Linked DNA regions of Homo sapiens: regions 1 and 2 are each linked to region 3. Evidence: chromatin loops called from intact Hi-C (ENCODE). Cell type or tissue: endothelial cell of umbilical vein. All regions are shown on one strand. Links, peaks and the distances in the headings refer to the core of each region. The heading gives the core; the rest is flanking DNA. Region 1 holds the start of LOC124902522 (a long non-coding RNA gene). Region 2 overlaps TEX36 (testis expressed 36). Region 3 overlaps LOC102724793 (a long non-coding RNA gene).

Region 1 (10,285 bases), core at 3,336-8,335, 56 kb after region 3:
CCCAGTCGTTTCTCTTGATCTTTATCAGAGATTGCTGTTTTCTTTGATCTCCTCCCCTGTGTGTGACATTTGTGCATGGCTTCCCCATTTAATTGTCTGTCTTTTGGTTGCTGTTTGAGTTTAAAAGTTAATCGTAGCTTTCCTTTTTCTTTTTCTTTTTTTTTTTTAACTCTTCAGTTTTTGAGCCAGTCTTCCAGGTAAAGTATTGTGATTTCCTAATGACGTCTCGTCAGTTAGGTTAGTAATGTCTGCCTCTGCTCAGTTTTGCACAGATAGTACATTTCTGAAGTTACGAGGAGAAACCCCTCACAGAAAAGTCCAGACGGTTGTTGTGCATCTTGGTTTGCCATTATCTGTGTGGAAGACATCAAGGCTGGCTTGCAAAGTGTAAACCCGCCTCCCTGCAGAGCGGCCAGCCTCTCCGGTTCAGCCCAGCTTCCTCAGTTTACCCCCACGCACCTCCTTTCACTGTGACAGCCACCGAGTAGAGGATAAAGTAGAAAAAGGAATGTACACATGCGCCCCCGACCTTCTCCCCACCCTATTTGAATGTTGAGGATCTTTTTACAGATTTCCCTAGCGGTGGGGGCCTCCAGAGCCCACCCCGACGAATGCTGAGGCCTTCTGTACAGTTTCCACAGTTACAGCCACATTCTCCATTGGGACTTCTAACTGCAAATATCAGGGAAAGAAGACTGACATTTAGTTTGGCACATGATATGTGCAATGCGTTAGAAGCATCTCTTGTACAATCAGCAGCCCCATTTTGCACATGAGAAAAGTGAGGCTGATGAAGTTAATAAATGAATTTCTTTCCTCTCCCCGCTGCTCTTGTGCCTTTTTAAAACTCTCGTGTTTTTTTTTTTCTCCTTTCTGTAGTTGTACAGGCACCTCTGGGCTCTCACAGCTCAGTACTCACGTTCGTGTATCAAAATCTATAGTTAAGCTTTGCCCCCTGTGAGTGCAAATGGCTGGCGAGCATGTGCTGCCAAGCAGCGGTCCCCGTGTGGAAGAGGAGGCTGAGAAAATGCAGTCAGGCTTCACTTCAGAACAAAACACTTGAGAACACACTTGAGACAGTACAAAACACTTCAGACGTGGCCGGTAAACAGGCCTGAGCTCCCCGGGAAGGACCACATGGGCACAGTGGACCTTTTCCCGTTCTGTTTCCTGGTATCCACATCAGCATTCGGAAGATGTCTGGGCACAGCGGAGGGGTCCCATAAATCACCAGGCCAGCAGACTCACCTCCAGGGTGGGGAAGTCTTAAACCTTCCCCCGCCATGTACCCCACAGAGTACGTTATTCAAGGACAGGCACCTCTAATGACCATCAGCACCCTGGGGGACCGTGTGGGGAGTGGGGCACACAAGGACCTGTATGACTGATGACAGACTCTTCCTCTGTGACACGCATCACAGTTGTGATTAAATAAGTTTGGGTAGGTATTTGCTTACTGTCTGTTTTCCCTAGGAAACATCACGCTTCTTGTGAGTAGGATCTGTGACTGCCTGACTCTCCGCAGCACCTCTGCAGAGCCTGGCATGTAGAAGGTGCTCAGTGAATACTGGTTGAGTGAATAAACAAGGTATTTATGCAGGGTGGCTTTTATTGGATGAGCTACGAAAGATCCCCTGCGGTGCTGAAGCAAAGGCCCCCAGGTGGAGAGGGGAAGGCGACCTGAGGGGAGAGGAAAAGAAAGTTCTATCAGGGAAATGAATCCCTCAGAAGTGGGTGGCTCAGTCAACGGCGAGTGGAACGGTGTCAGTTGGGCTCAGGGTTCAGACTGGCAGCTGGGCGAGAGGCCTGGGAGGGGATGTGTGGGGAGACAGGGCCTTCTGCGTGGGGCTGGCAGCAAGCAGGACTACAGGAAAGGGCTGGGCAAGGGCAGGCCATCTCCAAACTTCCTGCTTGAAAATATCAGGAAAAGGGAGGAATAAAGGAGGGACAAAGAAAAAGGAAGAGGACCGAGAAGAAATGGAAGGGAAAGAGGATGAGGAAGACACAGAAGAGGGAAGGAAGGAAGGGAGGAAGGAAGGGAGGGAGGGACGGAGGGAAGGAAGGAAGAGCAAGAGAGGTAAAATGGACAAAGGAAGATGGAAGGTAGGAAATAATGAAAGGAGGAAGAAAAGAGAGGGAACGAAGGAAGAAAGAAGGGAGGGAAGAAAGAAAGGAAGGACAGAGGAGAAGGGAAAAAATTATCTTCTATTGACAGAAAAACCCTGAAGACCAGGAGAACATGGTTATTTTATAAAACGTCACAAAAGGTAAGGGGAAAACAAACAGTGGAGAAGCGGGAGCAGCTAATCTGTGATCTTGATGGAGAAGAGGTGCTGCGTATGTATCCATAATGAAAGACCAAGATTGACAGGAGGAAGATGGGCCAGGCAGGAGGGTATAAATAGCAGCGCTGGCTTATTTGTAACTTTCATTTTTAGGTAAGGATGATTGGCACATGGATGGCTTGGATGAAGGGAGCCCCCTGATCTTTAACTTGCAGGTCACATGGAGAAAACTTTGCAAAAATGCTCCAACATGGAGATGTCAACTTGAGTGACAGCCCTGTGCGAGGTGCCTTGCTCCGGCTGCCTTCTTTACATGCATGGCTTCACAGAAATGATGACTGCCATTTGAACAGAAAGACATCCTTCCCAACCGGGGTCAGGAAACTGACAGGGCCCACCCATTAATAGAAATAACTGTCATTTAAAATAAAATGCTTGGTGGAAAACTTCAGAAATCTATTAGATAACATGGGGCCTGTGATCAGGGCACCCATGAATCACCGTAGAGGATGCTGGTGCTCAGATATGGCGCAATGAATGGGCAACGGTCACATCCCCAGCAGTCGATGCAGCCAGCCATATGGCTCCCTCATGCAGAACATGCAGGCGCCTTCTCCTGATTTACAGCCCCTACATCTTAATCAGGAGCTTTCCTTGTGGGACAATGCAGGAGGGGATCTGCATGAAAGGATGAATGACAACATAGTTTATGATTTGAAAACTTCTTACAGCAAAAACTTTTTTGGTGCTTGGAGTTGTTTGGAGAAGGTTCTTTCCTGTCAAAACAACCAAGCCAGTCATGCTCACTCCTGAGAGTGAGCTCAAAGCTCAGAACCTCCTCTGATCTTCCATGATGTCTTATTTTTTGACCAAATAAAATATTGCATAAGGGACAACACTATTCAAAGGGTTATCATGGCATCTAGGCAGTTTTCCTTAAACATTAAATATATTTCTTAATTAGAGGGCTCTGAACTATACAAAAATGGTGGTGCTTGATGGTAGGTTTGCAGAAAGTGGACGTTTGTGGCCTGTTCTTGGGTGTATGATGTCTGTGGTTTGTGCTCAGACTGGTGGTGTAAATTACAAACATTGGTGCCATGCCTTATGCATCCATGATCTCATTTGATACAATCTTTAGAACAATAATAAGATAATGATTAATGTGACCCATTTCACAGAGGAGACAACTAAGGTGCAGAGCAGGTAAATGACTCTCCCAAGAGCAGCCACGTTGAGAGGAAGGAAGTTCTTGAACTCCAAGTCCTCAGACTGCATTCACTGGGACAACTCTGAGATGTGGGTGTTATATCTGTCACTCGGTAGATGAGAAAACTGAGACTCAGGGGTTGTGCAACTAAGGAGAAGTATAAAAGGAATTCAAACTTTGTCCATGCTCCATTCTATGAAGAGCTTTCAAAGACGATGTCAGCCTTCTATTGCTAGGCAACAAATTTTCACAATTGCAGTGGTTTAAAACAACACTCATTTGTTATCTCACAATTCTATAGGTCAGAAATCATGGGCTCACCTGGGCTCTGCTTAGGATATCACAAGAGAAATCAAAGTACCAGCTGCTGGACTCTTAGCTGGAGGCCCTGGGGGGAGAACCAGCTTCTGAGCTTATCCAGGTTGTTGCAGAATTCAATTCCTTGTGGTTGTAGGACTGAGGTCCCCCTAACATTACTGACAGTTGGATGAAGTTTGTTCTCAACTCCTACAGGATGCTATCCAGCTTTTACATGTGGCTCCCTGCATCTTCAAAGTCAACAACAGTGTTTTGTTTTGTTTTCTGTTTTTTTTTTTTTTTTTTTGCTTAACTCTTGCTGATGTCCCTTTCTACCACCAGCCAGAGAAAATTTTCTGGTTGTGTTAGACCCATCCAGATAATATCCCCATCTTAGGGTCAACTGATTAGTAACCTTAATCACAGCTGCAAAATCCCTTTGCCATATCATGTAGCATAATCAGAGGAGTACTATCATATACACATGAGAGGGAATTACACAAGACTGAGGGCCATCTTAGAACTCTGCCCACTACAGAGATCATGGGCTGGGAATTGCCAGCTCTTAGGTGCTCAGCAGGGCATCCTTGGTTGAAGGGAACACACCAAATCCTTCCCCCCAGGAGGTTGAAGCTGACTCTATCTCTACTCAGGGCACCCATTGTTCCTGAGCAGTAAGAGGTAGCTGGAGACTGCATGCTCCTTGGGGGCTGGGGATCCAGCCACTCACTTGCTCTGGGACCCTGCCAGGCCACATTCTCTCTGAGGCATCATTGTGTTCTCTGTTAACAGGTTTGGGGCCCAAAATTGAAGATTGCATCAGGCCCCACAATGTGCAAACACTGTACTAGGCACTGTGGACAACCCAAGAAAGGAATGAAGCACGGTTCCTGCTTGCAGGGCGCTTACACATTCAATCAAGGAAATAGCCCAACTAACCAGAGTCCAACAGACCCAAGGTTTCCAGGATGCAGCTTCCTTTCAGTACCCAGCCAACAAGTCCCAGGCTGTCCTGCAACTAAGGACGTCTGTTTTTGTCAGAACCCTCAATCCCACTCCCACTCCAAGAGTTTCCAAAAGTCTCCAAGAAATGCACTGGCTTGGTGAGCCCAGCTGAACTGAATCTTAGCACTTCAGCTATGTGTGTCCACTCCCTCATGCCACAGTCATGATCTAGGCTGCCAGAGCTCTCCTTATACATCCCAAGTGTGAACACGGGCACTTAAACTTAATTCCACAAAGTTTAGCAAAGACCAAACCATGCTGATGGCCATGGGGATCTGGGGGTAGCATCAGGGTTTACAGTGCAGTTGAGGACAATTTTTAAATCACCTCTTGAACAAACATCTAGAGTGCATTGGTTGTGGCCTTCATGGGATCCCCTTTTGGCTCTCCTTAGGTGTCCAGCCCAGACACTACTCCCAACAGGGCTGGCCAGGTTCCCACAGGAGCGAGGGGACAGCTTTCATCATATTCTTCCAACCCTCAGTGGATTCAGCTCAGAGGAGGAAAGAAGCCCACATTTCCCTCATGACTGGTTTCCCATCAGCATCATGGTGATCTCGGTTGAGAAGGAACCTCCTTGCCTGGTGCAGACAGCCTTTGAGCGTCAATCCACAGTGCTTGATCGATTGCACTGTGGCCTCATCCTCTCCATGCCAGTGTGGGCTTGGGGTCTTCTCTGCAAGATCACAAGGACACTGAAGTGTCCTTTCTACCCTCTAATAGACAGGCGTGCAGTCTTTCCCCAGAGACAAAGTTGACCTCCACCTAAAGTGAAGGAGGAAATTGTGGGCAACTTTACAATTGCGGTTTCCCTCCTTTTTAGCCATTCTGGTTTTTAAATATATATATCAGGGTGAGCTCAGTGTCAGAGAACCCAGTTAGCAAACATAAAATGAGACATGGGATGCCATGAAGGAGTGTCCCAGGATGAGTTCCCTGGAACAGACTCTGAGGTAGAGAACTGCATGTAGGTTTCTTGAGAGATGGATCCATAAGGCAGTAAGGATTGGGCAGAAGGAGAAGTGGATCTACAACAGATACAACAGAGGCCCAGCTGCTCCGGTGGGAGCTCTGAAGCCAGGGTGACCCTTCAGCATTGTCCCCAAATGGAGGGAAGTAGGCTGGGCTTGGTTTCCCTGCTTCAGCCAGTCACCAGCCGTAGGCTGCCTCTGCAAGAGCTATGACCTTGGGCTGGGCTATTCCCTGTGGCTAAATGCAATTGCCAGTGAGGGCTACAGCTGGGGGAATGTATGCTTTGGTCCTAAAGAGGGGATCTGGGCAGAGTGCCCCAGAATCCACTATAAGGAGGCACCAAGAAAGGCTGAGGGTTACAGAGGAAGTAGAAATACATCCAGGAAGGCTTCCTGGAGGAGGATTAGCAATGTATGAGCAGCATTTGGAGAAACAGTATGAGGTGGAGAAGGGGACCTGCCTCACAAACGCTGTGGGCCCAAGATCTGTGCCCACCTGAAAGCCTGCTGTGATTGTGAAGACTGACAACAACTCCTCTTGTCTCTGGAAAGCAAGAGGCTTGGGCTTTGTGAATGCCGGGATGCCTGCAGCTCTAACAGGGTTTGACCCCTTGATCTTCTGTCCATCAGAAAAATGCACAGGGAAATAAAAATAATGGAGAGGTTAATTAATGGGGCCTGCAGACTTCTTTTTAACCTCCTCCACTTCACTATGTCAATAATAACTTGAGAGTCGACTTTCCCCAGGATGTTCCAAAGCGTGACTAATTGCAATAACACCAAACACATTTCCCCTCTTCTCCATCCTCTCCAACTTGAAAAATGATTTTGCCCTTTTCCAGATATATGATACAAAATGGCTGAATTTGTTTAAACACAGCTACAGAGTCAGAGTCAAAGCTCACTTACTAAGACCTGGGCACCCTCAGTGACTCCTTGGCACTTCTTTGGAAACCAAGCCCAGCAATACCTTGAGAAACTGATGCGCTGCTGTGGACATGAGGCCAGAGACCTATAGAATTCCCTGCTTCCATTATAAAAATGCTTTCTGAGAATTAATCTAGAATCACATAAACAAGATTTCTTCCTCTGAAAATAAATTTTGTTTCTAAGTCATTTACACTGTTTTTCCAAAGGCTTTATAAATACATTTATTTGTTCATTTTTATTTAAATCCTGAGACACGTGCCTCTCAAGATCAGTCGGAGTAGAAAGTTCGGTGAGGACCGGGCAGTTTACATGGCTGTGTGGGAAGTGCTAAGTGTGTCTGGAACACATTAGGGACACATGAGGCTGTGCTCACCACATGCCTGTCAGCTCAGAAGATCAAAGAGGAAGCTCTGCCATGCATTTAGTGTGTTCCTTGAACGGAGTTCTTGTTGCAGATTACAAAAACGGCCATAATTTGTTTAACTTCCTCTATCTGCCCCTTGGATAGTCCCCTCCCACACTGGCTCTGCACTGGCCTTATGTCTTACGTGGCTCCTGGGACATTAGCAAACAAGCCACCAAAGGCTTTAAAAAGTGTTCACACATTGGGGCTGGCTCTCTTGCTGCCCTGGGAAGCTGGGTTCATGAGAGCACATGGCTCAGCCATTCGTGTTGCCCGTAGCCATCAACTACCAGACAGGTGGGTGAGACCAGTCAGCCTCCACTTGATTCCTAGCTGACCATGAGTGGGTAGTGTCTCGCTGAGATCATCAGAAGGGCGTCCATCTGCGTCCAGCCCAAACTGCTTACCTATAGCATTGGAAGTGAAAGAAATGGAGATCTTAGGACACTCTGGGAGTGCTTTGTTATGTGGCAAAAGTGAATCAATTCAATATTCACCCTCAGTCTCTCCACCTATAAGATGGCGGGAAGTTGCCTCCTTCCTAGGTTTCTTGAAGCTTAAATGAGTCCTGGCCCAAAGTAGGTGCTCCAAATTTGTTCCATCCCTTTTCTGCAAAAGATGAGATACAGTGTGCAGTTGGTTGAATTACTGGCCCCAGTTCTTCCCCCCTCTCTACCAGCACATCCTTGCCACGACCCTTTTAAGGGAGTGCTCCTGTCCTTTCACCTTGGACTTGGCTCTTGTTAACGATATCTGGGCAGAAGTGGCAGCGACTGGTTTTGAGCCTACACCTTAGGCGACCTGGAGGGTTTCCATGAGCCCTCGAGTGCTTCCTGCTATTTTCATCAGAAGCACATGCCCTGGAGAGGCCCCTGGCTGCAGAAGCAGGATGAGAGCCATGTACTGGTAGAGCTGCTGCCAAAGTTTCCCCAACCAGAGCAGTTTGGAGTATAGCTCAGCCTAGATCGGTTGATGCCAGCTGCCCCACACATTGCTGAGAATGCTTCATTGTTGTTTTAAGCCACCAAGTTTTGTGGGGGAGTTTGTTACCCGGCATCATTGTGGCAATGGCTAACTGATACAGACAGGGTTTCAACTCACTGCCCACATGTGAAAGTCTTTGGTCTGGACAACTCCTACAAATATTTGGAAACAAGGCCAAAGGAGAGAGGGTATAGCAAGGGTTGGTCCCCTCAAGTTAACCATTGCAGAGTGCTCTGTTGGGAGCAGCACAGTGGAGAATGATAAGCCTTTCTACAACTTAGGGACAATCGGCATGTCTCTGGTGCTGTTAAATACTCTATGCATTAGCCTTTGTAACCCTCAAAGCAGTACCAAGAGGCAGGTACAGGAATCATACCTGCTCCCTGAGTCAGGAAACAAGCTGAGTGAGATTGAGAAACACAGCCCAGGGCTCTGGGAACAGGGCTCTTGAAGTGCAAGATCCAACCCACGGTCAGTGTCTCACACTCAGCCACAATTTAGCAGCCCAGTTCTACTTGGTAACACCAAAATCCCCCGGGTTTTCAGCTATTGCCGGACTGGGGTAGTGCTTTGTGCTTATTGTAAAGGCTCACAACACTGTTGCCTTGAAATATAACATTTCCATTCGTGAATTGAAGAATACCATTATGCAGGAGAACATTTCTTTATGCCCAAATTCTGTATTCATGACGGGTGTTCCACAAATTGTTTCTTTTCATGAGAAACCTCTGTGCAAATGCACGGCAGAGTACCCACTTCTGTGCACACGTTGAATTTTCACAGCCGAGTTGGCTGCACCTTCAAAAAGAGCGAAGTATTGTTAGGCCGCGAGAAACTTCCATGAACAGATAGTAAGGTATGGAAAGTCACTGCAACTGAACGATAAAATTGGAACTCTGGTCCTTGTTGCATGGTTTTCTCCGATACAGATGACTCTATCAGTAGGGGATCATATCAGTTATTTGCCAAACTTGGACTCCTTTAAGAATGAAAAGGGGCTGGGAGAACAGGTGCAACTGAGACTGTTATAGGTAAACCAGGAGTGCGGTCACCCCATCCTGCTAGGAGACTCAAAAAATAACAGCAACTGACCTTTGAAAGGACTTTAGCACTTACAGAGATGCTTCCCATACTCTGTGAAGCAGTATCAGATCATCATTTTACAGATGACAAAACTAAGGCCCAGAAAATGGCATTTAAGTGGCGTGTTAAAAATCACGTGTGCAGCAAAGTGGTGATTCCAATCGAGGTTTTCTAACACCAGATCTTAGATTCTTTCTTCTGCAGGATTTTGTGTCCATCAAATCTCCCATGACTTGCACATGGAGATTACGTGATAAATATTTGTTGGAGGAATAAGTGAATGTAACAGCCAAAGAAGTAACGAGTAACACAACCGTGTTGTATCTTGTGATTTCATATAGGGCTCAGAGGTATTTTGCAATGTAAGAGAAAGGCTCTGTTCTGTTGGAACTTCTCTGAAATTGCCTAATAACTTAATTGGTCTTTAATATGAAGAGGTTCCGCCAATATCCCCTTCTTCTGTTCTTGGGTTGCTAAAAAATGAGTACTTTGTTCTTTCCGGCGTGGGAGGATTTGGTTGATCTCTGTAATCAGCAGTAGTGGGAATAATATCTTTTTATGCATTCTCTGCCTCCCCTCACCCTCTCCAGCCACCCTTTTTTCCTCCTGAGTTTGATGCTCTTCATTGTGGTTCCCCTTCTGCTCTGTGTCAGGGGGCGCTGCTACCTTTTATAAAGACCTTGGGAGGCTCCCTTTTCCCCTCCAAACTTTCCACCAAGGCAGCGTCTGCTGTAAACAATTATAAAATCAGTTAAGTGGTATCGTTCCCCAAGTGCTTCTTTCTAACATTAGTTTTCATTTCTCTGAAAAAAAAAAAATTACGCCTAAGAATTGGAGGCAGTAGGCAGTGAGGTGGTAACAGTATGTCCTACGAAAATATTTTGGCCATGGCATCTATGATAGCTTTTAATGATTGTTTTAAACAATAATCTTTTTCTAGAAATAAACTCATGACAAAGATGGAACACATGTTCTGATCTCTCCGCACTCAGCTCCTGAGGCATCCTTGGCTACCTGCTTTTTTTTTTTTTTTTTAAAAAAACAAGTCTTGTTCTTTTGCCCAGGCTGGAGTGCAATGGCACAGTCTTGGCTTATTGCAACCTCCACCTCCTAGGTT
Region 2 (10,285 bases), core at 2,149-7,148, 71 kb before region 3:
CTTTCCAGCTTCACGCTCTCCCCCAACTCTTGCTCTTCTGATGTCACTTACAGAGCCTGTGGGATTTTTCACTCTTCTACCATCTTCAGGAAACATTTGGGTCACTCCTAAGTGTGAGGTCTTAGCCTTGTCGGCCAAGCACTTCTCTCCTTTGCTCTTCAACATGTATATTTCATGGCCGACAAGCCTCAAGCCTTTCCCATTTCTGATTTCTACAATTCATTCACAAAAAGAATGTTAAGGGGAAATCACAGCAGTAGACTCGCAATGAGAAACATAATCAGAGAAAAACCTGACGTCGACTTCTTTTAGGGTAGCAACAGGTAAAAAATTGTTAAAATTTTAATTTGTTTCAAAGAAAAACAGAAAACACTTCAGCAAATTTGGGTCTGAAGGCTTTAAAAAACTGATCTACCCACTTGGATACAACCTTGGCTAAGCAGCTTAGTCTTTCTAAGTCTCAGTTTCTTTGTCTGTAAAATGGGAGCATAATGTACCAAGGGTAGAAGACCATGGTGGGGGATTCACGACTCATTAACAAGTGCTCAGTACAATGAGTGAGCACATAGAAACCACTTAACATATATACACTTTGTATGTATGTGTACATATACGTGTATACACACAAATGTATACCTTGTTTCATTCCACAAAAATTTAAAGCATGGAAAATGTACACAATAAAATAATACAGTATAAATCAAATAGAAAGTTATAACTAGTTTTATAAATACTTTAGAAAGAGAAGAGGCTGAGTCTGAGAACACATATAACATAGACATAATATTAGGTATATTTCCAGGATTATATGGTAGATATTTGGGCACCACATTTGACTCTGAGTTCCCTGGCAGCCAAAGTAAAATGAGAGATAATGTCAACTCCATAAAGCTAAGTTCCCATGAAAAGAAAAATGTAAGTTGCTCAGATTAAGTAGCTTTCCCTCTAGCTATTACCTATGTATCAGTTACAATTGTTAGCCTGAATTTTATAGAAGGCTGACTAAAGTGACTACAGTGTCTTAACCAAATAGGGATTTATATTTCTTAAGTAACAATGAAACCTAGAAGTTGGCCATCCCAGGCTAGTACAGCTGCTCAAGGGAGTCATCAGCAGCTCCCTTTTCAGCATTCTGTTTTGCCATCCTTAGTGTGGGATGACTCCAGCTCCAAACAGTGAATCCACAACTCAGGCAGGGAAATAAGAGGAAGGTCAAAGGACAAAAAGATGGAAGGCGCCTGTCACCTAAGTCTGCCCCTTTTTATCAGGAAAACAATACTTTCCTGCCTTCCCTGGAGCCTGCTCCCTAGACCTCTGCTTCCATCTCACTGTGTCACATGGCCAATTTAGCTAAAAGGGTGTCTGAGGAGGTGTTTTTTTTAACCAACCACATGGCTGCTGTGAATGAAGAACCTGAATTCTGTGGTAAGGGGGAAAGCGAGAATCAACATTTCATAGGAAGAAATTTTATTTTATCCTTCTATCAAGACCCCAGAAACGTAGCCCAGTCCCTGGGTTTTAGGGAGAAAGGCACTGTTCCCCAAAGCTTGGCTTGGGCCTTTGGCAAAAATCCTTTCTGCTGTCAGCACCTAAGAGCATAAAAAGAATAGTGCTGATCATGAAGTTTCCCAAAGTAACTTGTAGACGAGGAGGGAAAAATTAAAGAAATTATTGGCTTTGAGTCAGCTGCAGCCCATTTGGGAGGACCGTAATTGCCACATTAGAGGTGACAGTCATTTTGCAGTTGACCTTGCTGGTTGCAATCTAGCTATTGCCAGGTAGGAAAGACTTTTTCCACACACTTGCCCCTTCCTATTTAATATTTCAGTCATTGAGTGACTGAACGAAGCAAAAATTTCACCGCCAACTTGTTAAAAAGCTGTATTTCACGGTTACAATATCTAACAGAAGGGTTTATTTCACAGCTATCATGTTATAGCCATTAAATATATATTTTAAAAGAGCGAAATTAAAACGCTAGAGCCATTTTTTACAGTGATTTAGTCTACAGACCTGCTGAATACAAATGAACCCAACTCAGTTGTCATTTAACTGGTGAGAGACATCATTCTTGATGTTAGAACAGCCTCCCCCAACCCCCAGCCTGATTTTCCACAACTTCCGAGAGGGAAGTGTTGACTCAGTCAGACTGGAGGAAGGGTGAAGGAAAAGGTTCAGAACCCGAAGACCCTTTGTATTATTTATATTTACCTCTAAAAATATTTCTTTGGAAAACATTTTAAAAATAGAAGATAGAATGAATGAGAAAGATATAGGTTGACTTTGAACACATTTCTAGAATATATTAAGAGAGGAAAGCAAGGTGCAAAGCAGTATGTATGATATAATCTGATTTTTGTAAAGCAGTGTAAGTCTTCTCACAGGCATAGGTGTTTGTATGTGATCATATGAGTGCTTGGTTGCTAATATTGTTATCTGGGGTTGGGGAGTGCGACAGGAAGCAGAGAAGAAAGCAACCCAAAGCTACCGTAAAATAATAAGGCAGAGGAGGGGCGTCAAGATGGCTGACTAGAAGCATTGCGTGCCCGCCTATCCCACTTAGAAGAACCAAAATAGTGTACAGGCAGTCACACTTCAAATATGTTATCCAAGAGAGAACGCTGGAATTCAACAGAGAAGTGACAGGAAACACCGTACGTGGGGAAAGAGAAAGGAAAAAGGCAGCCTGCCTGGCCGGGATCGGCTGGGAGCCAGGAGTGACTTCCCAACATGGGGAAAGGGTAAGTGAGTAAGTGAGAGACTTCCGGCAGCCCACATGCCCACTGTAGAAATGTGTAACTCTGGCCATGGAGAACTTCTCGACCCTTCTCTCCCTGAAACTAACAGAGAGAGTCTCCCGGAAACTGTGGGATGGAACTCCTCTAGGGAGGAAGGTCATGCTGGGTTCCTTTCTGAGACCCAGGCTGCTATAGCAAGGTGCCATTTTCAAATCTATCTTTTGACAGACTGCACGCTCTCCTGGGCCCCAGAAGCATCTGGACTGAGGCATTATGGAAACTTGGGCTGTTGCTACTGGGACTGAGGAGTGAGCTGAGAGCACTTCCACAGTTGAGGCTAAGAAGCAACTGAGGCACGGGCTGCAGCTGCAGCTGCTGGTGCTGGGTAGTGAGCACTGCCAGGAGACTGGGGTGTGAGCGAGGCACAAATTGACACTGGAACTAAGTTGTCAGCTTGGCGGGGGCGGGGGGGGTGCTCCTGTAGCCAGAGCCAAGGGGAGCAAGCTAGACATGGGCTACTGCTGCCAAGGTTGGAGGGCAAACCCTGGCAGGACTGGAGCATGAGAGGGATGTGTGTTCCCCATGCACCAGCCCAGACTGTGGCCACCAAAGACAACCCCTCCCTCCAGTGACAGGGCCTCAGCACAGCTGCTACCACCTCTCAGCTGAGCACTCCACCTGGGGCCTGCTCCTGCTCACGATGGCTGGTGCCTGCTGTCATATTTTGGGGGCCTGAGCGCAAGCCCACCCAGCCGGGCTTTGCCTCCTCTTCCATGACAGAACACAGAGCCTCACGTCCTTGAGCTTGCCCAACCCATCTACCACCTTGAGTACACTCCTCCCAGGGAACTCAGATTGGGCCTAAACTCCTGGCCACTACCATCTCAGCTGGCCCCCATGTGCAAGCACCACCTGCAGTCCTAGAGACTGGCCTGCCCAGCCCATCGCAACCACTGCCAACATCAATGCACACCACTCAGGACCCAAAAAATTATCCTGCCACTGCTACTGCCATCACCCATGCCACACCAGCTGCCTAGGGGCCTGAGAACCCACCCACCTGCCTCGTTCATTGCTGCCACTACTAGTATCAAAGCAAGCCACCGGGAGGCCCAAGAATTGGCCCACCAAGAACTGCCAAAACAGGTGCCAGCTTATACTACTCTGAGGCACAAAGATAGACATGCTCAGCCAACTGCTGCCACCAATGGGGCCTGAAGACTGACCTACCTGGCATCTCAGTCCCCAGCACAACTTCATCACAGCCTCTACTGTTAACCACACCCTAACACACTGAGGAAATCACAGGTACCACTAATTGTGGTTACAGACAAAGAAATCATATAAAGCCTGCATGACTACATGCATGCAGAATCAAAGCCAAAGTACTCTATCCAACTGACACCATGGAAACATCTTCAGGAAAATGTCCTCCCTTATAAAAGTAAATTTAAAAATAGGAAGAAGAGACTGTTACACCAGATGTGCAGATAGCAATGTAAGGACAGAATAAACATGAAAAAGCAAGGAAATACACTTCCAAGAGACAAAATAATTCACCAGCAATAGATCTTAATCAAAAAGAAATTTCCCAAATACCAGATAAAGAATTGAAAATATTCATTTTAGGGGCTGGGTGCAGTGGCTCATGCCTGTAATCCCAGCACTTTGGGAGGCCGAGGTGGGCAGATTATTTGAGGTCAGGAGTTGAAGACCAGCCTGGCCAACATGGTGAAACCCCATCTCTACTAACAATACAAAAATTAGCTGGGCATGATGGTGCATGCCTGTAATCCCAGCTACTCAGGAGGCTGAGGCAGGAGGATCAATTGAGTCTGGGTGGCGGAGGTTGCAGTGAGCCAAGATCGCACCACTGCACTTCAGCCTCGGCAATAGAGTGAGACTATGTCTCAAAAGAAAAAAGAAAAAAAAATTCATTTTAAAGAAGCTCAGTGAGATACAAGAGAAGGCTGAAAAATAATACAAAGAAATCAGAAAAATAATTCAGGATATGAATGAGAAATTTTCCAAGGAGAAAGATATTTAGAAAAGAAAAGAACCAAATAGAAATTCTGAAATTGAAGAACTCATGGAAGGAAATACAAAATACATTTGAAAATTTCAACAATAGACTTGATCAGGAAGAAGAATCTCAGAACTTGAAGACAGGTCTTTTGAAATAATCCAGTCAGACAAAAATAAATAAAAAAGAATTGAAAAGTATGAGCAAACTCTTTGTTACATTTTGGATAACATAAAGTGATCAAACATTTAAGTTATCAGGATCCTCCAGAGAAAAGAGACAAAGAAAAGATTAGAAAACCTATTTAACACAATAATAGATAAAAACTTCCCAAGTCCAGAAAGAGATCTAGACATTCTGGTACAAGAAATTCAACAGTCCCCAGGCAGATACAATACAAAAAGGTCTTCTCCATGAAATGTTATAGTCAGACTATCTAAAGTCAAAGATACAGAACAAATTTTTTAAAAAAGCAAGGGAAAAGCATTAGTCATCAATAAAGGAAACTCCGTCAGACTAACAATAGGTTTCTCAGCAGAAACCTTACAGGTCATAAGACAATAGGATGATATATTCAAAATGCTGAAAGAAAAAACTGCCAGTCAAGAATGCTATTTCTAGCAAAGCTCTCCTTTACAACTGAAGGAGAAATACAGTCTTTCCCAGACAAGCAAATGCTGAGGGAAGGACTTTTTTACCATTAGATTGACCTTTTGAGAAATACTCAAGGGATCCCTGGAAGTGAAAGGACAATATTTACCATCATGAAAACATACAAAAGTATAAAACTCACTCGTAGAACAATCACACAAAGGAGGAAGAGAAAGGATTCAAATTGTACCACTACAGAAATCCACCGAACCACAATGACAAGCAGTAAGATAAAAAGAAAGGAAGAAAGAAGATGTAAACAACAAGAAAACAATTTAATAACATGATAGGAACAAAGCCTCACATATCAATAATAACTTTGAACAGAAACCTTAAATTATCCATTTACAAGATACAGAATGGCTGGCTGAATGGAATTTAAAAAAAAAAAGATCCAACTATATGCTGCTTACAAGAAACTCACTTTGCCAGTAAAGACATATAGATAGACTGAAAATAAAGTCATGATAAAAAGATATTCCATGCAAATGGAAAACAAAAGTGCACAACAGTAGCTGTACTTAGATAAAACAGTCTGTAAGTCAAGAACAGTAAAAAAAATACAAAGAAGGTCATTATATAATGATAAATGGATCAATCCAGCAAGAGGATATAACAGTTCTAAATATATGGCTATCCAACACTGGAGCACCCAGATTCATAAGGCAAATATTATTAGATCCAAAGAAATGGACTGCAATGCAATAATAGTGGAAGTCTTCAATTCCCTACTCCCAGCATTAGACAGACAATCTAGACAGTAACTCAACCAAGAAACACTGGATTTAAACTGAACTTTAGGCCAAATGGACCCAACAGACATTTACAGTTCATTCTATCAAACAACTGGAGAATATACATTCTTTTCATCAGCCTATGGAACATTCTCCAGGATAGACCATATGTCAGGCCACAAAACAAGTCTCAGCAGTTTAAAAAAATTAAAGTCATTACATATCTTCTCAGACCACAGTAGAATAAAACTAGAAATCAATACCAGGAGGAACTTTGGAAACTATGCAAATACATAGGAATTAAACAACATGCTCCTGAATGACCCCTGGGTCAATGAAGAAATTGGGATAAAATTAGTGGGGAGGGGCCAAGATGGCCAACTAGAAACAGCTGTGGTTGGAGGTTCCTACTGAGAAGAATGAAAATGGTGAGTGAATCCTGCACTGGCAACTGAGGTATCCTGATTCTGTCAGAGACTGACTAGGTGGTTGGCATGACCCACAGAGAGTGAGGAAAAGTAGGGTGGTGTGTCTGCCCACCTGGGAGCCACATGGGGTTGAGTTCCCACCCCCAGCCAAGAAGGGTGGTGAGTGATCATCTTGCCCTGCCCTGGAAACCATGCTTTATCCATAGATCTGTGCAACCCATGGATCAGGAGATCCCCCTCATGAGCCCACACCACCAGGGCCTTAGGTCCCAAGCACAGAGCTGTGCAGATTCTCAGCAGCCACTTGGTGGGGACTGCCTAAGACTACCGAGTTCCTGGGGGGAGGGGTGGCCATCATCACCGTGGGTGCCTGCTGCCTAAGACGACTGAACTCCCCAGGAGAGGGGCAGCTGTCATCACTGTGGCTGCCTGCTAAGACAACTGAGCTCCCAGGGGGAGGAGTGGCCACCATTGCTGTAGCTCCAGTCTGCCATTTTTACCCTGCTGGTGCTGGAGAGACTGGACCATGTGGACCCAGGAGGAATTTCCCACAGCACAGCATAGCAGCTGTGGCAGATCGTGGCCAGACTGCCTGTTTAAGCTGGACTCTGGTCCATCCCTCTTCACTGGATGAGGACTCCCTGCATGAATTTCAGCAACTCCAGCCAGGGGTTTAAGGACAGAACTCTTGTCTCCCTGGGACTGAACCCCTGTGGGGAGGGGTGGCTATGGTCTCCCTGGATCAGCAGACTTAGTCTTCTCCCCTGCTGGCTCTAAGGAACCTGGGCAATCTGGATGAGCGGAGATTCCCCCAGCTCAATGCACCCACTTTGCCAAGGGGCAGCCAGAGTGCTTCGTTAAGCAGGGCCCTGGTTCCCATGCCTCCTGACTGGGTGAGACCCCTCAGTCAAGTTACACAGGAGTGTTCCTGCTGGTATCAGGTCAGTGTCCCTCTGGGACAGAGATCCCAAATGAAGGAGCAGGCTGCCACCTTTGCTGTTCTGCAGCCTCCACTGGTGGTAATTCCAGGTGCCAGAGGGACCCAGGCAAATAGGGTCTGGAATGGACCTCCAGCAAACTGCAGCAGTCCTGTGGAAGATGGGCCTGACTGTTAAAGGAAAGACAAACAGAATGCAACAAAAACAATAGCATCAACAAAAAAGTCCCTGTAAAAATTCCATCCAAAGGTCAGCAGCCTCAAAGATTGAAGCTAGAAAAACTCACAAAAAGGAGAAAGAATTAATGAAAAAATGCTGAAAACTCAAAAAGTCAGAGTGCCTTTTATCCTCTAAATGATGGCAACACCTCTCCAGCAAGGGCACAGAACTGGGCAGAAGCTGAGATGGATGAATTCACAGAGGTAGGCTTCAGAAGGTGAGTAATAACAAACTTCACTGAGCTAAAGGAGCATGTTCTAACTCAATGCAAAGAAGCTAAGAACCATGATAAAACATAACAGGAGCTGTTAATCAGAATAACCAGTTTAGAGAGGAACATAAATGATCTGATGGAGCTGAAAAACTCAACATGAAAACGTCACAATGCAACCACAAGTATCAATAATTAAATAGACCAAGAAGAGGAAAGAATTTCAGAGCTTGAAGACTGTCTTGCTGAAATAAGACAGGCAGACAAGAATAGAGAAAAATGAATGAAAAGGAATGAACAAAACCTCTGAGAAATATGGGATTATGTAATAAGACCAAACCTATGACTGATTGGGGTAACTGAAAGAGACAGAGAGAACAGAACCAAGTTGGAAAACGTACTTCAGGATATCATCCAGAACTTCCCCAACCTAAAAAGACAGGTCAACATTCAAATTCAGGAAACACAGAGAGCCCCAGTAAGATATTCCACAAGAAGATCAACCCCAAGACACATAATCATCAGATTCTCCAACGTGGAAATGAAGGAAAAAATGTTAAGGTCAGCCAGAAAGAAAGGCCAGGTCACTTACAAATGGAAACCCATCAGACTAAGGGCAGACCTTTCAGCAGAAACCCTACAAGCCAGAAGAGACTGGGGGTCAATATTCAACCTTTTTTTTTTTTTTTTTTTTTTTGAGAGAGAGTCTCTCTCTCGTCGCCCAGGCTGGAGTGCAATAGTGTGATCTTGGCTCACTGCCACCTCCACCTCCTGGGTTCCATTGATTCTCCTGCCTCAGCCTCCTTAGTAGCTGGGATTACAGGCACCTGACACGATGCCCAGCTAATTTTGTATTTATAGCAGAGACGGGGTTTCACCATGTTGACCAGGCTGGTCTTGAACTCCTGACCTCAAGTGATCAGCACACCTTGGCCTTCCAAAGTGCTGGGATTACAGGCATAAGCCAGTGCCCAGCCTCAACATTCTTAAAGCAAAAAATTTCCAACTCAGAATTTCATATCTGGCTAAACTAAGCTTCATAAGTGAAGGAAAAATAAAATCCTTTTCAGACAAGCAAATGCTGAGGGAATTTGCCACCACCAGGCCTACCTTGCAAGAGCTCCTGAAGGAAGCACTCAATATAGAAAGGAAAAACCATTACCAGCCACTGAAGTACAAAGACCAATGACACTATGAAGAAACTACATCAACAAGTCTGCAAAAATAACCAGCTAACATCATGATGACAGGATCATATTCATAGATAACATTAACCTTAAATGTAAATGGGCTAAATGCCTCAATTAAAAGACACAGAATGGACAGCTGGATAAAGAGTCAAGACCCACTGGTGTGCTGTATTCAAGAGACCCATCTCACGTGCAAAGACACACATAGCCTCAAAATAAAGAGATGAAGGAAAATTTACCAAACAAATGGAAATCAGAAAAAAACAGGGGTTGTGAGCCTAGTTTCTGGACAAAACACACTTTAAACCAATAAAGATCAGAAAAGACAGAGAAGGGCATTGAATAATGGTAAAGGGATCAATTCAACAAGAAGAGCTAACTATCCTAAATATATATGCACCCAATATAGGAGCACTCAGATTCATAAAACAAGTTCTTAGAGAACTACAAAGAGACTTAGACTCCCCACAATAATAGTGGGAGACTTTTACACCCCACTGTCAATGTTAGATCATTGAGACAGAAAATTAACAAGAATACTGAAGACTCAAACTCAGCTCTGGATCAAGGGGAACTGATAGATACCTACAGAAGTCTCCATCCAAAAAGAACAGAATATACATTCTTCTTGGTGCCACATGGCATTTACTCTGAAACTGATCACATGATGGGAAGTAAAACACTCCTCGGCAAATGCAAAAGAAGTGAAATAATAACAAACTGTCTCTCAGACCACAGTGCAGTCAAATTATAACTCAAGATTAAGAAACTCACTCAAAACCACACAACTACATGGAATTTGAACAATCTGCTCTTGAATGACTCCTGGAAAAATAATGAAATTAAGGCAGAAATCAAGTAGTTCTTTGAAATCAATGAGAACAAAGAGACAATGTACCAGAATCTCTGGGACACAGCTACAGCAGTGTTAAGAAGGAAACTTATAGCACCAAATGCCCACATCAAAAAGCTAGAAAGATCTCAAATTGACACACTAACATCACAACTAAAAGAACTAGAGAACTAAGAGCAAATGAACCCCAAAGCTAGCAGAAGACAAGAAATAACCAAGATCAGAGCGAAACTGAAGGAGATAGAGATACAAAAAACATTTCAAAAAAAATCAATGAATCTAGGAGGTGGTTTTTTTGAA
Region 3 (10,285 bases), core at 2,277-7,276:
ACATTTAAAGCTTCTGCTCATTGAAAAAAAAACACCATATGCAAAAGTAAAAGGCAAAGTGCAAATTGCAAAAAAAGTTTGCAATAAGCCTAGGCAAGAGTTAAATTTTTCATATATAAATAGCTTTATCCATCAATAAGAAAAAGATACCTGCACCTACTGAAAAAATAAAAAACGGGCTTAGAACTGGACAGTCTCACACACACATTAAAACAAGTAAATACAGAAGGCCAATAAACATCTAAAAAATATTTGCCTTCTGTTGTCATCAAAGACACATGGATTACAACAATAGCATGTCTTTTTATTTATTCAGGTTATGAAATTGGCAGGGATTTGAATGCTGAGGTATTAAAATGTTGAGGAAAGTGGCAGGAAACGGGTGGGAATATAAATTGGTACAATTTTTCTGGAGGGCAATTTGGCAGTATCTATCAACTACTTTAAAAATATGCCTATTTGGTAATTTCACTCAAAGAATTTATCATAAGGAAATCAATATGCATGTGTACAAAGATTGCGTGAAGGATATTAACCCCAGTGTTATTTACAATAGAGTAAAACTGAAAACAACATAACTGTCTAACAAAATAAAGTATGGCAGAATACTAGGCAGCCATTAAAATTTGCATTGTACAGGAACTGCTAATGTTGCCAAAAAATGTTCACAATATACGATTAAATGAAAAAAAGGCAGGTTACACAACTGAAAAATTCATAGGGAGGCCAGAACCACACATCCACGGAAACGTAAGATAGCACCTATGACTCGAGTGACACTACCAGTCAGGAGGCAATGGGTGGATAATTCAATGAACCACACTGGGATAATTGATTATCAATATGAAAAAATAAAATGAGAGCATTATAGCACACTAGAGACAAATGTAAATTCCAGATGAAAGAACAATCGTGAAAAGAAAAACTAAAAACTTTTAGAAGAAAATATAGCATCATATCTGTGTGATCTCAGGAAGAGAAGGATTTAAGTGACAAAGAGGGCAAACAAACCATAACATAAAATATTGGCAAATACTACAAGGTTAAAATTTAAAAAAAATCTGTACATGAAAAGATAGATCCCCAAAATGCAAAAGTTGCTACAAATTGGCAGAAAATGAATTCAACGCATAGAAAAGAGGAAGAATTATTTCAGAACATTTGAAACCGAGCTTCTTCAACTTCAATATGCATGGGCATCGCCAGGAGATCTTTTGAAACACAAGTTCCGATTCAGCAGGTTTGGGTGGGGCCTGAGAGTCTGCATTTCTAACAAGACTTCAGGTGCAGTTTATGCCCTGCTCCAAAGATCACACTTTGAAAACGGCAGGATATACAGAACCCCCAAATTGGGGTTCAGCCTGGGAGGCCATCTGGGTTCTTGGCTTCATGCAGGAAGGAATTGAAGAGTTAGCCACCAGAGTAAAGTGAAAGCAAGTTTATTAAGAAAGTAAAGGAATGAAAGGGTGGCTACTCCATAGGCAGAGCAGCCCTGAGGGCTGCTGGTTGGCTATTTTTATGGTTATTTCTTGATCATATGCTAAATGAGGGGTGGATTATTCATGAGTTTTCCGGGAAGGGGCAGGGAATTCTCTGAGGGTTCCCCAGTCTTTCAGACTATTTAGGATAACTTCCAGCTATTGCCATGGCATTTGTAAGCTGTCATGGCAGTGGTGGGAGTGTCCTTTAGTATGCTCATGTATTATAATAAACGCATAATGAGCAGTAAGGCAACCAGGGGTTGCTTTCATCACCATCTTGGTTTTGGCAGGTTTTGTCCAGCCTCTTGACTGCGTCCTGTTTTATCAGCAGGGTCTTCGTGACCTGTATCTTGTGAAACCAGTCCTGCCAAACTCATATCTCACTACAGACAAATGAAAGAATATAACCCCATACTAAATTTGGTGAAGAGTCTGAGCAGGTAATTCTCAGGAGAAACCAAATGATCAATAAACATGTGGTGTGAGTTAGGATGGGGTTGCTGCTGCAACGTGTGTCCCCACAACAGACGTTTCTTTCTTGCTCATATAAACAGGGCAAATGTTCCAGGCTGGTGAAGGGAGGGGCAAAGTTCTCTCTTCACAGCTCACAGGGTTCCTGGCTGTTGGAGGCTCTGCCATCTTCAATATGGTAGTTCCAAAGTTGCCGTAGGAATTAAGCAGCTGGAAAAAGAAAAGAAGGAGAAGGATCCCGCATGGGAGGTTTTCCTGGGCTGGACCTGGGGATGGTAGCAGGTTGCTACTCACATTCTGTTGGTTAGATCACCATTCAAGGCCACAGCTGAATGCAGTTGAGCTTGGGAAATATAGTTTAACTGTGCCCAAGAAAAAGAGGAACCGTGCTGGGTGACTAGCTAGCAGTGTCTGCCACACATCTGAAGACACTGAACTCAGGCAATTAAAACCATAATGTGATTCCATTTCACACCATTGAATTGTCAAAACAAAACATAGGGCCACCAACCAACCACACAACTCCACACAGAGAATGTTCCCTCTCCCACCTCTCCAACCCCTTCCCCTGTTTAGTTTAAAAGTTTTTTTTTTTTTGTTTTGTTTTTTCCTGAGATGGAGTCTCCCTCTGTTGCCCATGCTGGAGTGCAGTGGCACCATCTCGGCTCACTGCAACTTCCGCCTCCCAGGTTCAAGCCTCCTGAGTAGATGGGATTACAGGTGCACGCCACCACATCCAGCTCATTTTTTTCCTTTTTTTCTTTTCTTTTCTTTCTTTTTTTTTTTTTTTTTTTAGTAGAGGTGGGGTTTCACCATGTTGGCCAGGCTGGTCTCAAACTCCTGGCCTCAAGTGATCCGCCTTCCTCGGCCTCCCAAAGTGCTGGGATTACAGGTGTTAGCCACCGCGCCCGGCCTCCCTTTTTAAAATTTTTATTCCATGCATGTATTACCTCTAACATACCGTTAATATCCTTATGTATAATGTTGTTTCCTGTCTGCCTTCCCTCTCTAGACTGTCAACTCCAAAAGGAAAGGGGCTATTTGTCTATGGCGCTAACTTCTGCATCCCTAGTGCTGGCACACAGTAGGCCCTCAACAAGATGTGCTGAGCGGGGAGGCTGAAATAGGGGTGCTCCAGGGGGCAGTCTAGTTTTCCAGTCACACCAGCCCGTAGCCCAGACACTAGACATGTAGGGAGTTCCTGGTCCCTCTAGCCCTCAGCCACTTGGTCATTTCCAGCTTATGGGTCTTCCCAGCTGAGGTCCCAGGCTTCGTGGAGGACAGACAAGTTTTTCCATGTCAGATTCCCAACCCATAGTATTTGTGAGCATAATCAATGACTGTTGTTTTCATTCTTTAAAGTTTTTTGTTTAATTGTAACAGTCAGTTTACTAAGTTACAATTTATATTTAGTAAAACGCATCCCTTTTCAGTAGTTCAATGAGTTTTCCCGACAAATGTATAGTCATGAAACCATCATCACCATCATCACAATCTATAGGACATTTCCACCACCCACAAACTCCCCTCTAAGACCCAAGCTTTGGGGTGGTTTCACATACAGCAACACTCACAGGACCCACATCCTCCTTTCTCTTTATTGTGAACAGTGTCCTTGTTTAGTGACTGTTTTCCCCGCTCTGGAATATCCTTTCCTGTGAGCTGTTGCTAAACCTGTTTCCTCATCAGTCTCCAAGCTCTGTGAGAGCCAGATCTGTGTGACTCGTTGACCGTAGCTGCTCCTATGACTGGCACAGCTTTGGGTTCATAGTAGGTACTCATTAAACCATCATTTCATGCATGGAAGAAGGTGATGGCACCTGCTGGCTCTGGAGACTCGAATTCTCACTCTGGCTTCAATCTTCTGTGGGAAAGTCATGTGACTCAGCCTCAGACAGTCCAAACTCGAGACAGGGTTATAGTTCCCCATGAAAAGGCTTACGGCATGGAGGCGGTTCAGCTCATTGCCTCAGTCATTTGCTTACCCAGTAAATATTTATTGAGCACTGACTATGTGCTGGGCACTATACTAGATGCTAGGGATGCAAAGGTGGACATGAGCAGATAGAGGTCTTATGCTCCCAGGGCCTACCAGCTAGTCGGGGAGTCACATGTAAACCCAGTGAGCACACATGTGTTCTGAGACGCTATGGCAAATGAGGATGTGTCTCTGTCATGAGCTCAGTGGTTCAACAATATTCTTTGGCACCTGAATGAATCCCCATGTTCTCTTGGGATCATTGCTCAGGAGGGAGAATTGTTCTTATTTGCTGTCAAGGTTAGAGATGTTCTGAGAATCACCGTGTTTACACTAACAATAGCTTCTGAAATAAATGCGGGGAGGGCAGAAATGGGCAAAACCACCAGGCAGTCTGTTCTCTTTCATAATCCCTGACTTTAAAATGACAAAATAGACCTTTTGGATAAACCAACCAGCCTCATAAATATTGTCCAGGATTCAACCTGGGGGCACTTGCTTGACAGCACTGGAAATTACAAATGCCTTGCACTTATCCTGCAATGACTTTATGCTTTGGAAGGAAGTGTGCTGTCTTATAAATATTTCCCATTATGGAACTTTTTGGTAAGCTCCTAAAGTAATTTTAGATCTCAGCTAGGTTTGCTCTCCCTGCTGCCCAATACAATATCTTCCAGGACTGCAGCACCCAAGTGATCTAGAGAAAAGAGAAATTAAGACTATTTTCCAGCTTTCTGTAAGCATTTGCATGTGAATGAAGGCATCCTGCTGTTTGATAAATATGATACCTAGGAAAACCATGAGAATCAAAGTTCGCATCCAGTTGGGCGCTTTATGTGTACGTTGTCAAGGTTGCTACAGAAAAATGTGATACTATCCTTGCAAGTATATGACTAATGAGAATACGTATAGCACATCTGAGACGGCTCAAATGTGTAATTATTGTGAGGATTTCACAGACACATAAATATAATGATCTTCAGCTAAGTAAATTGCTAGCTACCAATGAAATAAATAGAGTCCCTTCAGAATTTGAAATAATTTGGAATGGTAGGTGGTAGGAAATGATTCACCTTAGCTGTTATCTCCGGAACAGTAATATAGAAATATATCTGCCAACTCTGGTGCATTTACATTGTTCTTCATATCCTGTAGAGTTTGTCAGAAGAGCTCTGGTCCCTGCTGACTTCCACCCCCTGATCTGATAAGCTACAGCACAGCACGGCTCAGCACTGGGTAGAGCAGCTAATATTGTTTACCGTGGTAGCCATCCCAGCCATAATATTTTTCCAAGAAACACTGATGTGTTTAAAGGTCAGGTTGATACTGATTTGACGGAATAACATAAATTCAACTTTCTAGGAGTAAAATGGTGTACATGACTTGGTTTAAAGGTTAAACTGTTTTTTGTGCACTGGATAGGTCAAAGATATAAGGCTTTAATACACAAAGTATAATTACCTGTTTGGACAGAAAGGAAGATGTGGTCTACGGTTTGGATTTTCGGAGAGATGTTTGAAAACATAGGAATCTATTGATGTCTTGTCGTTCTTGAATACATTTCACTATAGGGAAAAAATAAATCCTACAAGGGTGCTTAATTGGAAGGACTGTCAATTTCTCTTTTTCTACTTATATGACTGCTGGGATTCCAGGAATTGATTTTTTAGAACACGGCCCAACAGTCTAAGAATGTCTTCAGATACAAAGTTCCCTCTGGGCTGGTAAACTCCTGCATAAAAAAAGTACAGAGTAGGTGCTAAATAAAAGCTCGGTAGATGAATGACTTAAATGCATCATTGATTTTAGTCCACAAAGTTGGTTTTAATAAATAAGATGAAAGGTGAATAGATTCCCTGTAACTAGAATCTAAAAATAGATAGATCTGGCTGGGCGTGGTGGCTCATGCCTGTAAGCCCAGCCCTTTGGGAGGCTGAGGAAGGCAGATCACCTGAGGTCAGGAGTTCGAGACCAGCCTGGCCAACATGGTGAAACCCCGTCTCTACTAAAAATATAAAAATTAGCCAGGTGTGTTGGTGGGCACCTGTAATCCCAGCTACTCGGTAGGCTGAGGCAGGAGAATCGCTTGAACCCAGAAGGTGGAGGTTGCAGTGAGCGGAGATGGCACCACTGTGCTCCAGCCTGGGTGACAGAGCGAGACTCCATCTCAAAAATAAATAAATAAATAAATAAATAAATAAACATCTTGGACCCAGAAAGTTTCTTCATTCATTCCTTCACTCTTTTTTGTTTTCACTAACAAAAGAATTCTAAAGCACTTACCACATTGCTGTGCTATGCTGTGTATGGAGATTAACTGACCACATTGCTGCACTATGCTGTGTATGGAGATTAACTGACCACATTGCTGCACTACGCTGCGTGTGGAGATTAACTGACCACATTGCTGCACTATGCTGTGTATGGAGATTAACTGACCACATTGCTGCACTATGCTGCGTGTGGAGAATAACTGACCACATTGCTGCACTATGCTGTGTGTGGAGATTAACTGGCAGGACATGGTCCTGACCTCATAGACTTTATGGGCTGTCTAGGAAGGAAAATAAAATGAGTCGAAGGCATAACAGGAGAATAAGAGGGATAAGGTGGGCCCAGCTGCCCTGCGTGCTGTGCCTGGGGACAGGCCCCACTAGCATCCTTCTCCCCTGTACCAGAGAGCAGCCATCCCCAACCTTTTGGGCACCAGGGACCAGTTTTGTGGAAGACAATTTTCCCACACACCAAGGCTGGAGGGGATTGTTTCCAGATGATTCAAGCACGTTCCATTTATTGTGCACTTTATTTCTGTTATGATTACAGTGTAATGTGTAATGAAATAATTATGCAACTCACCATCATGTAGAATCGGTGGGAGCCCTGAGGTTATTTTCCTGCAACTAGATAGTCCCTTCTGGGGGTAATAGGAGACAGTGACAGATCATCAGGCATTAGATTCTCTCTCTATTTCTTTTTTTGAGAGAGAGTCTCGCTCTGTCTCCAGGCTGGAGTGCAGTGGCACAATCTTGGCTCACTGCAACCTCTGCCTCCTGGGTTCAAGCAATTCTTCTGCCTCAGCCTCCTGAGTAGCTGGGACTACAGGCACATGTCACCACACCTGGCTAATTTTTGTATTTTTAGTAGAGATGGGGTTTCACCTTGTTGACCAGGATGGTCTCAATCTCTTGACCTTGTGATCTGCCCGCCTCGGCCTCCCAAAGTGCTGGGATTGCAGGCATGAGCCACTGCCCTTGGCTCTCTTTTTTTCTTTATGTGTAGAGACAGGGGTCTCATGATGTTGCCTAGGCTGGTCTTGAACTCCTAGACTTAAGTGATCCTCCCACTTCAGCCTCCCAAAGTGCTGGGATTACAGGCATGAGCCACCGTGCCCAGGCTAGATTCTCATAAGGAGCGTGCAAATTAGTCCCTTGCATGCACAGTTCACAATAGGGTTTGTGCCCCTATGAGAATCTAATGCCACTCCAGATCTGACAGGGGGCAGGGAGCTCAGGCGGTAATGCAAGTGATGGGGAGGGGCTGTCAATACGAATGAAGCTTCACTTGCTCATCTGGGCTCCTGCTGTGTGGCCTGGTTCCTAACAGGCCACCAACTGGTACTGGTCGGGGAACCCTGCCATTGAGAGTTCTTTCTCCTGGCTCTGGTCACATTTTATGGGAAACATGTTTCTTTTCCTGAGGACTCCTCCCCGACTTATCAACTCTGACATACAGACCCTCATCCTAGGCTCATTGCTCACCAGCAAGCACTTTCTGAGCTTCTCGGGTCCCGGGGGAGGCTGGACTGAACCGGAATGGGCCCCTTATACCCTAGGGCCCAAGTTCTTACAGTGCAGTACAAGAGCCAGACATTTGGAGTTTGCCTAACCTGCCCACTGGGCCCAGCCAGTGCCTCCTTTCCCTCTTTGCTTGGTGACATGGGGCACTTTGCACTCTAGAGGGTCCTGTGTTCCGGTGGAGGGGGGTGTATCATCTCAGACTGCAGGAGTTGGGTGGGGAGGGGAGGTTGTGGCTCTGATTTTCAATATTAGGACTGCATAAGGGAACTGTGGATACGTTGTCCTTTTGACGCCTGGCACTGTGGACGTGAGGTTTGTGCAGGTGGCTGCATGCCCTGCCACAGAAACCAGCCTCCAGGGCTGCCATGCTTCAGCAACAGCTTAGCCTGCCCCCAGATTTTGCCATCATTTGCATGCCAGCATTTTAGAGGTGAGAATGATGGCACAGCCTTATCTGTGACCACTGTGCAGTATAAGGTTCGTCAACAAGTTCTCCTGGGGGCTGGGTTAGAGAAGAGAAGCACTGGGTGGCGGGGGCAAGGACCAGTGGGGGAAATGGGCTCAGGCAACGGGCGGAGCAGATGGGGGACCACTAAGAGGTGCAGAGGGGAGCTCAAGGGCTTTACTGTGACCTCTGCCCTGCCCACCCCACCCCTGGACCCCCGCCAGGTTTCTGGTGCAGGGATGGGGGCACAGGCACAGGTACTTGGAAGTCGGAGAAATCAAAGTGGAAACCATCTGGTAAGGGAACCATCCCTTCCTGTAGTTTCTGGCGGGGGGCCATGGAGAGGGGTGGTGCTTTTATTTAAGTAGTTTTATTGGACAAATGGGACTCTTAGGACAGGAAGGCTGGTTGGCCTTGTCCGCAGATGGTCATCGCTCCTGAAAAATGGTCCGAGTCTCTTTCTGCCCAGTTCTGTCATGCTTGGCCTTGGGAGCCGTGTTCACCTCTCCATGCATGGCACCAGGTGGGCCCGTGGGCGGGGTCCAGCTGGGTGGAACCTTCCCAAGCCCCGGAGAGGACAGAACTGGAACGGCAAGCCACACAGGTCCCCATGGAAATCTCCAGGTGTCATGTAATCATCAGGCTGTCCTCGAAGTATTCATTTGTACCGCATGCGTTTGATGTATTCTTAACGAGTATTCCATGGAAAGGATACAAATGTTAATTCCTAAAAAAGAGAACAGAATTCTATATGGCATAGAAATATAAACACATAGAATTTTAAAAGTCTGGATGGAGAGAGTTTGGAAATGTGTCTAGACTTATTCTGTACCTTCACCTTTGCTTTCTCCACTTCATCCATTTCTTCTCTGTCCCATCTTTGATTTGTGTCTTTAGGACACAGAGCCGGCACTCACAGTGTGTTTGTTGAATGAATGAATGAATGATGAATGAATGAATGAATCAAGCACAAGTCAGAGTAATACAGCTGCCGGGGAGCATGAGGAGGAGAGACGAATCCCAGTGGAGGGAATCAGATGGGGCTTGCCTGACCCCTGAAGGAAGGATAGAGGGGAACAGCACGAGACGGGGCGGAAGGTGCCCAGTGGGGCTTGAGGAGTAATGAAATCCTCCCTGGTTTGAATACAGAGTGGTAGAGGGATGTGATGAGAGCTGAGAATTTTTTTAATAGATGAAAAGCGCTTTCCCATCTATGGCTTTAAGCACAAGAATGACAATATTCACTTCAAATTTCATAGTGAAAATGAAGGCCCTGTGTATCCTGAGATGTACCTGCCAGGAGATGGGTGCTAGGCCAGCCTCATACCCCGCATAAACCAGGCAGCGTTTCTGCCTCACTAAGTCACAGTTGAGCCCCCTCCTTCTCCCCAGGATACTCTTGCCCCTTCTTTTTGACAGGCAAGGAAGCTGAGGCACAGAGAGGGGCGGTGGCTTGCTCAGCAGATAGAGGCAGAGCCCAGGCTGGCCTCCCCTTTCCCCCTGCAACACCTCCCTGGATCTTGCTATAAATCTGTTCGCCTCCCTGCTGGGGGTATGGGGATGGTCCTTGGATGTGCATCTTTGGCAGAGCAGCAAGAGCAGGGACAAGGAAGACACCCCGCATGCAGGTGCTGCCTCTGGACCTTGTCCAGGGCGAGGACCCCAGTGCACAATGTGTGGAGGCTTGCCAAGTGTCTACCACTCCCTCCAACTGGTTAGCAGGTCGGTGTTCCCAGAGGATGTCTGAAGAGTTCATGGGCTGTGATACATCAACATCCCCCAAATCGTCCCAGGGTCACAACTCAGATATAAAACTGAAGCCAGGGACTGCCTGCTAACAATTGAGGGTAGGTGGGGGCCCTGGATCCCCAGTTGAGCCATCAGCAGTGGGAAGCAACTGGAAGCAGTGTGCACCATCTTCTCCCCAAACTTTCTAAACCAAGCTGGCAAGCTGGTGAGCACCATTGTGCATAGGTAATAACTCAGCCAGAAACAAGTGTCATGATTCACATGCTACAGCTAATGTCTAGCTAATATCCCCCAGCAGGGATGAGCAATTACAAATTCTTGAATTATCTTCACTGTCTGTAACTCAAACAAACAAGCAATCATC

What was found. Hi-C counts contacts between places; a loop is a spot of excess contacts. Peaks named below come from ENCODE experiments on the same cell type or tissue, not always from the same donor. Only the 100,000 strongest peaks of a DNase experiment are listed, where the experiment ranks them.
Region 1: a loop joins it to region 3, with 6 times the contacts of the local background. A loop is called at or near these places in 1 of 110 quality-filtered maps.
Region 2: a loop joins it to region 3, with 2.5 times the contacts of the local background. A loop is called at or near these places in 1 of 110 quality-filtered maps.

Annotation. Positions count from the first base shown.
Region 1 is chr10:125,546,751-125,557,035 of GRCh38, reverse strand. It overlaps LOC124902522 (a long non-coding RNA gene), which reads left to right and starts at 1,512. Exons shown (of 2, transcript XR_007062333.1): 1 at 1,512-1,588; 2 at 2,216-2,731. In endothelial cell of umbilical vein, for the core only: no CTCF peak of the experiment used is centred there; a DNase peak (open chromatin) is centred at 6,445; H3K27ac peaks cover 1,383 bases.
Region 2 is chr10:125,672,065-125,682,349 of GRCh38, reverse strand. All of the region lies in intron 1 of TEX36 (testis expressed 36), which reads left to right. Among named protein-coding and RNA genes, the nearest start is that of TEX36, 6.0 kb to the left of the region's middle. In endothelial cell of umbilical vein, for the core only: no CTCF peak of the experiment used is centred there; no DNase peak of the experiment used is centred there; H3K27ac peaks cover 1,238 bases.
Region 3 is chr10:125,601,434-125,611,718 of GRCh38, reverse strand. LOC102724793 (a long non-coding RNA gene) reads right to left here. Exons shown (of 3, transcript XR_428823.2): 3 at 8,467-8,899. It also overlaps a transcript of TEX36 not described here. Among named protein-coding and RNA genes, the nearest start is that of TEX36-AS1, 32 kb to the right of the region's middle. In endothelial cell of umbilical vein, for the core only: no CTCF peak of the experiment used is centred there; DNase peaks (open chromatin) are centred at 3,638 and 5,128; H3K27ac peaks cover 1,700 bases.